2 separate regions of the Homo sapiens genome follow, and region 1 is linked to region 2. Evidence: chromatin contacts called from ENCODE POLR2A ChIA-PET data. All regions are on one chromosome and are shown on one strand. The core of a region is the stretch at or near the end of the contact, and the rest is flanking DNA. Distances in the headings are between cores, read along the strand shown. Region 1 overlaps ARHGEF3 (Rho guanine nucleotide exchange factor 3). Region 2 overlaps TASOR (transcription activation suppressor).

Region 1 (3,413 bases), core at 230-2,729, 120 kb after region 2:
TTCTTCTCCTTGGGAAAGCTCAAAGATCGCCTGCAAGGAAAGATAAACATATTCACTGAATTCTCCCTTCATTTACAAGACCATATTCAAATAGTGCTGGCTCCACCACTCAAAACCCCAAATTTACATATTTAAGTATTTTAAGTTACGTTAACCTGAAGCAAATGCATCTATGCTTAAACCTGCAATGAAAAGATATTGCAAAACTGCTGCATATTGTGCTTCTCTGTTTGTGGGAGAAAGTTTCTACACATTTCTAGTCCAAAAAGTCATCTTTCATGTTACAGAACTTTGATGCAGCTGAACAAGAGGGAACTATTTTAGGTAAAATAATTACAGTGTGAGCCATGGATTTGGTACCCTTGTTGTGAGAGGCCATCATAAGAAGTGATTCAGAGGCTCTTCTAGATAATGGATGTGGCAGTATTATTAACTGGGCCATCCCCACTTTTTCTTCTACTCGACAGAAGGCGAATCTCAGCAGAAAGTTTTATTTGTATTATCCACTGCCTTGAGGCTGAGATTGTAGGAAGAATCCAACATTTTATCACTCCAAATACAACCTGGTGAAGTTAATTCATTCTAAACCACTTCTCAGCCCCACAGGTACAACAAATAAAATTATAGGCGCTGGCTGTGTGGAAGAGTAGGTAAATGGACCGTTTCTAATTTGGCTCTATTAAGCCATCATGCTAAAGAGCTATGATGCACAGAACACTCTTTCACTTCCATCTGGGAAGTCAAACTGTCAGCAAACATTACATTATTAAAGGAGTACAAGTTTGTAACGATATTTCAGGGTCTACTGTGTTTCAGGATATAGGGAAACAGTGGTCAGGCTTTGAAAGCTCCCTCCACCTGGGGCTGCTTGGTAAACTGAGGACAAAGCAGGTGGAGGCACAACCCTGAGCTGGATACTCCAAGGATCTCATCAGATGATGCACACATGAAGTGCTCAGCACAGCCTGGCACAAGCACTTAAACAAGCTCTTCTATACAGGGTAATATTATCAGAGTCATTTAGGGCAACTGATACAGAAAACTTACCGGGAATGAAATTAACTGGATTCTATAGAAAGGAAGTTTTCCATGAAGCTGAATCAAAGCTATGTAAACTAAATATTTTAAAATAGTCTATAAGTTGCTAACAAAATATAACTAAAATGATTATTTTTGTGAACTTCAGAATCCTAAATAGACACTTGGTTTCATCTTCTTGTAAATTCATATTTTCACATCAGTTTCTTTTTAAAGTGGGGGCCACACCCTCCCAGCTGGTTTCTGGTTTCTCAGTTCCTTCCCCAAGGTCAGACACTCTTGTTTATCCTTCTGCAAACGCAATGAAGAATTGATTTGGAGACTAAGGCGCAAATTCCAGCATGGCTGACGCTGCAATGCACCTTTGTTCCAGACACACAGCCAGCTCCATGGGCCCCGAGCCTACCTCCTGACGTTTGATTTCCTTGGATGTAAGCATCTGATTGACGCACACATCGAAGGTCTCACTCCACAGCTTGCTATCTCTCCGTTTCGTGCTCGAGGGGGCGGCATTTCTGGACCAGGGTCGGGGGGCGAGGATGTCAGGGCGGCTCTCACTGCGGAAGCTAATGGAGCGCTAAACAATGAGAAAAACAAACCATCACGGGGGCAGCGGCAGGACTGGGTGGATCTTTGAGCAGTTTCCTGTCGTTGACGGAACATAAATCATATATGTGAAAGAAAAAGAGGACATTGCCACAAGGCCTTTGGGAAGTGGGGCATTGTCTTGAGCCTACGTGCTAAGGAAAATTGGACAGGGGGCTGCTTTGGAACATGTGCTGGGAGTATCTGTTCTGTGTGACCTGGATACCAAGTGGACTATAGTGCAAGCACATATCAGGCCAAACTCACGCATGAAGGCAGTTCTTGGATACGTGATGAGCTCTACTTTTTTCCAGTGGACATCTCCCCTCTTTAAAAGAACCAGAGATAACAATAGTGGATGGCCTTTATTTATTCAAACATTTGGCCAGTACTCCTACTCTCCTCCTTCTATAAATAGAATCCCACTAACTTTGGGTATCCTATTACATATAGTTTTGGTGGGCACCCCCAGACCTGACCAATAGAGTATTCCACCATCCTAGTTCAGGGATGGGCATGTGATTCCCTGAAATTTGTCACATGAGTTACGGGAGAAAGGAGGAAAGAGTATTCCTTTGGGATTGTGAGTTCAAGAGAGAACACAAGCAGGGCCTTCCAGCAGCAACTCTCCCTAGTTACACAGAAGCATCTGTCTGCTACAGGAGAGAATAAAGAGACCCAGAATGAAGGATGGAGTGACCAATGGAGGCAGGAAGGGAGCAAGCTTTACCAATACTGCTTGAGCCTCTGGATCCCACTGTGCCTGAAACCAGAAAGAACCACCCTTAGACATTTTCATTACATATAGAAAGACATTTCCCTTTCTATTATCTCAGTTGGGGTTCTGTCAACTTGAAAAGTCCTGACTAATACACATACTAAATACCATCTTTGCAGCACATGATTCCTGTCCCTGAGGTATTTTCCTATTTCCCAAAGAGGCCGCAGAAGTCCACCTGTGTGACTTAAACATGCTACCAAAATGCTTTTCATGACAAATACAAATGATCCAGAAGAAAGCTGAGTGCATCATTTTCAGTCTTCATCCTAGAAGATTTCATCACACTTATTGGAGACTTTGCCAAAGCAATGAGGTTGCTGTGCTCCAAAACCACATTGTTATTTAGGAAGTGTTCCCTGCCATGGCTCTCTGTGGCCTTCAGCAGGAAGTTTCAACTCCTCATCTTGGCACAGGAAGTCTCTTGTAATCTGACCACAGTCTCCATATTTAGGATCCCATCCTGCCACTCATCCATGAGCCTCCATTTCTCCAACCATACTAGGCTATCTGTCATTCCCTAAATATGTCATGCTTTGCCATCCCTCTGTACTCCCTTCAAACAATCTTCTCTTCCTGGAATGTGTTTCCATCACTTCATAGCTGGCTTTTTTTTTTTTTTTTTTTTTTGAGACAGAGTCTTGCTCTGTCGCCCAGGCTGGAGTACAGTGGTGCGATCTCGGCTCACTGCAAGCCCCGCCTCCTGGGTTCACGCCACTCTCTTGCTTCAGCCTCCTGAGTAGCTGGGCCTACAGGCGCCCGCCACCACGCCCGGCTAATTTTTTGTATTTTCAGTAGAGACAGGGTTTCACCATGTTAGCCAGGATGCTCTCGATTTCCTGACCTCGTGATCCGCCCGCCTCGGCCTCCCGAAGTGCTGGAATTACAGGCATGAGCCACTGTGTCCGGCCATAGCTGGCTAACTCTTAACTGCCCTCGGGATGTAACTCAAACAGCACCTCCTCTAAGAAGTCTTCACCAACATTCTCCCATCCTCCTCCCCCAGAGCAAT
Region 2 (3,471 bases), core at 932-3,431:
TCGCCCAGGCTGGAGTGCACTGGCGTGATCTCGGCTCACTGCAAGCTCCGCCTCCCGGATTCACCCCATTCTCCTGCCTCAGCCTCCTGAGTAGCTGGGACTACAGGCGCCTGCCCCCATGCCCGGCTAATTTTTTGTACTTTAGTACAGACGGGGTTTTCACCATGTTAGCCAGGATGGTCTCAATCTCCTGAACTCGTGATCCACCCGTCTTGGCCTCCCAAAGTGCTGGGATTACAGGCGTGAGCCACCACGCCCAGCCATCTGTGTGTGTGTTTAAACCAACTATCTAAAATATTAGTCTGCAGCTTCGGTAGAAAAAATACACCTCACAATGAGAAATCTTTCATGACTGAGGAGTCTTTCAAGATTATCAAGTTTCTTGATCAATAAAGGCTAAAGGGAATGTTACATGGCTAGGGTATCAAGAAACACCAAAAGTTTATCATTAGGCCAACCCTGGGCAGTTTGTTTTTCTATATGATTGATCAAATCCCATGAGATAAACCCTGGCAACTTAACTTTTCCTCTCTGTTTTTTTCCCTCCTCTTCATTAAAAATGCAAGAAACGGCCAGGCGCAGTGGCCCACGCCTGTAATCTCAGCACTTTGGGAGGCTGAGGTGGACGGATCACGAGGCCAGGAGTTCCAGACCAGCCTGATCAACATGGTGAAACCCCACCTCTACTAAAAATACAAAAAAAAATTAGCCAGGCATGGTGTGGCACGCCTGTAATCCCAGCTACCTCGGAGGCTGAGGCAGGAGAATCGCTTGAACTTGGGAGGCAGAGGTTGCAGTGAGCCGAGATCACGCCACTGCACTCCAGCCTGGGCGACAGAAGGAGACTCTGTCTCAAAAAAAAAAACAAAAATCCAAGAAATACTTAAAACCTTCAAATCAAGTTTAAAAGGTATGTGCATAAATGACACTATAAAACAAGATTCTAAATTCTAACATAGATCAGAAGTTCTGAATTTACTTGGACTTACCACTCTTTTATTCCACCCTGAGTTAAATTATGAAAATACACAATTAACATTTATTTTTAGAGACAGGGTCTGACTCTATTACCTAGGCTGGCACAATCATAGCTAACTGTAATCTTGAATGCCTGGGCTCAAGTGATCCTCCCACTTGAGCTTCCCAAGCAGCTGGGACTACAGTAGAGTGCCACCACACCTAATTTTTGTTATTAATTTAAGAGACAATGTCTTGTTATGTTGCCCAGGCTTGTCATGAACTCCTGGCCTCAAGCAATCCTCCTGCCTCAGCCTCCCAAGTTTTGGGATTACAGGTATTAGCCACCATTCCTGGCCTAACATTTAAACACAAAACATTTAAATACAAAAAACTTCCATTTTATAGAGGTCACACCAACAAGAGAAGTTTGTACAGCATTACTATTACCTTCTGGTTTAGTTACCTTTATTTCTTTACAGAGCACACTCTCTTCTTCTTCATGAATATAAAATTTCACAGTATTTTTCTGGACGTCTTTCATGATTTTAACCAAACTATTAAATACTTCAGGTTCTAACTGGCTTATAAAATTTGAAAGAGCTGGTTGAGCAGAAATGTTTACATCACTGGGGGATTTTGTTGTTTCTTCTACTGGTTCCCGGGCCATATCACCAGGTACAATATGATCAGAAGTCACCATTAACTCTGTGGCATGTTGAGGCTGGTTCATTTCTACTTCAGTTAAAGCCGAAGTGGAATGCTGCTCATCAGAGTTGGTATCTTTCAAAGGATCACTACACAGTGGCTCAAGGAGATGTTTATTGTTGAAGTCACTTGAGGAAACTGGTATGACATGCCTTTCCAGAGGATTCGATGCTATCTTAGCACCAGAATCGTTAGGACTGACTGGTGGCAAATTCCCACCCTTGGCTGATGCTTTAATAATAATAGTATTTAGCTTCTCATGCAAACCATCTACAAACTCCTGCACACCAGCTTTGGAAGTCTTAGAATATATGAACTCGGAAAGCCGTTTCATCTTCTCTTGTGTTGAAAAGATAGGTGTGGAAACTGTACTGACATATGAAACATTCTTTTGCTTCAAAATCTCTTCTATCTTCCTAGAAAAGAGATTGTACTCTCCTAACACTGTCCTCTCTGTGGTTTCGCTCACTGCAGGCGGCTCTGCCTCTGCTGCTGGCACACACTGCTCCTCCACCTGACCTGTCAACACGTCATCCTCAGTGGTGCCCTTTAGTGTGTCTGTAAATGGAGAGGATGGAAACTGGTAATCAGAACTTCTCTGTCTATTTATTACCCGGGGGTCGTTAGGAAAGGCCTCCTGTGGTGGCACACACACCAGTTGTTCTTCTGGTGATTTCATACCTATACAGGAAGAGTTCATTATTATAAGAGCAATCCAAAAAGATAAGATATGAAAACACAAACCCTTAAATTGGGGGAAAAAAGGGTTAACACACATTTAGAACTAATTATATATTAGAAGGTAAAATAAAATCCTAAAATTCTGGTATGAATTCTATTCCCTATGTGCCCTACTTATGGGATGGTCCTTAGAGTTGTAGCTAGTGTTAACAACTCTGCTATTTTGAAGCGCTCAAGCAAGCACCAATTTGGCATCAATACAAATTAAGTCATTTGCTTGTTTCTGCCTCCCTACCATTCTGTAGATCTAAGTTTAATACACATTTTAAATCAAGACAGTCAATTACATCAGCTTGCTCAATCCCTGTATTTATTATTTGCCAAGTAATATCTACTATGGTAATGGCCCCTTAGTAAGAATTCTGAGTGTAAGGCAATTGTAAGAATACCAAACAGAAATGCTGTGGGAATAACTGCCAAGTTAAAAGTTGCATCTAGGATCTAGGATAATTAATTTTATCTGCTTTCAGACTTGTTCTCACTTACGAGGTTGCTAAGTAGATTTCCTGTAATGTCAGGGACTTCATTTTATCAGGAAATAAAAGGAACAATAATAAGACAAGAGAAGAACATATTTCACAGCTGCACATTTTTGACAGTCCTTTCATAAATATTTTCCTTTTGTTTGGAAATAATTCTAAAAGAAAAGATAGCTATACCTCATTTGAGATACAGATGTTAGCTGATACTAAGGTTAGCTGATACTAATGAGATTAAAACCTTTCACTCTTGACAAACAGCTCAATCCAAAAGATCATACTTTCCCCAAAAAAATCCTAAATTCAAACACAGTATGTTTTTGAAACTACATTTGAAAAAGGGAACTCTAATTCCATTTTTAAGCAACAAGGGGAAAAATATATTTAACTTCAATTTTAGTGTTATATTTTAGGAAAGGACAAAAACTCATGATCTTTGCTTAGAAGACGTATACACAATTTTACCCGCTAAAAAATTACTGTTTTTCTTTAAGCCTTGGCCAACATTCCCTAACAAATTGCTGCTGTAGTATAGGAAATGGTGCCTCTAAATCAGAAAGTCCAGGTACAGGTAGTTTTCAAACTT

Evidence for each region. ChIA-PET counts read pairs that join two places held with the same protein, here RNA polymerase II (POLR2A).
Region 1: POLR2A ChIA-PET joins it to region 2 with 14 read pairs in BJ. The contact joins two enhancer-like sites. POLR2A ChIA-PET finds 5 or more read pairs at or near these places in 3 of 52 experiments (B cell, BJ and GM12878).

What each region holds. Positions count from the first base shown.
Region 1 is chr3:56,753,537-56,756,949 of GRCh38, forward strand. It overlaps ARHGEF3 (Rho guanine nucleotide exchange factor 3), which reads right to left. Exons shown (of 10, transcript NM_019555.3): 3 at 1,445-1,615; 4 at 1-30. Among named protein-coding and RNA genes, the nearest start is that of ARHGEF3, 47 kb to the right of the region's middle. Within about 2 kb of position 1,480, at least 21 of the 41 ENCODE cell types and tissues checked have a DNase peak (open chromatin) inside an H3K27ac peak, as active enhancers do.
Region 2 is chr3:56,631,621-56,635,091 of GRCh38, forward strand. TASOR (transcription activation suppressor) reads right to left here. Exons shown (of 24, transcript NM_001365635.2): 18 at 1,424-2,346. Among named protein-coding and RNA genes, the nearest start is that of TASOR, 50 kb to the right of the region's middle. Within about 2 kb of position 2,182, at least 3 of the 41 ENCODE cell types and tissues checked have a DNase peak (open chromatin) inside an H3K27ac peak, as active enhancers do.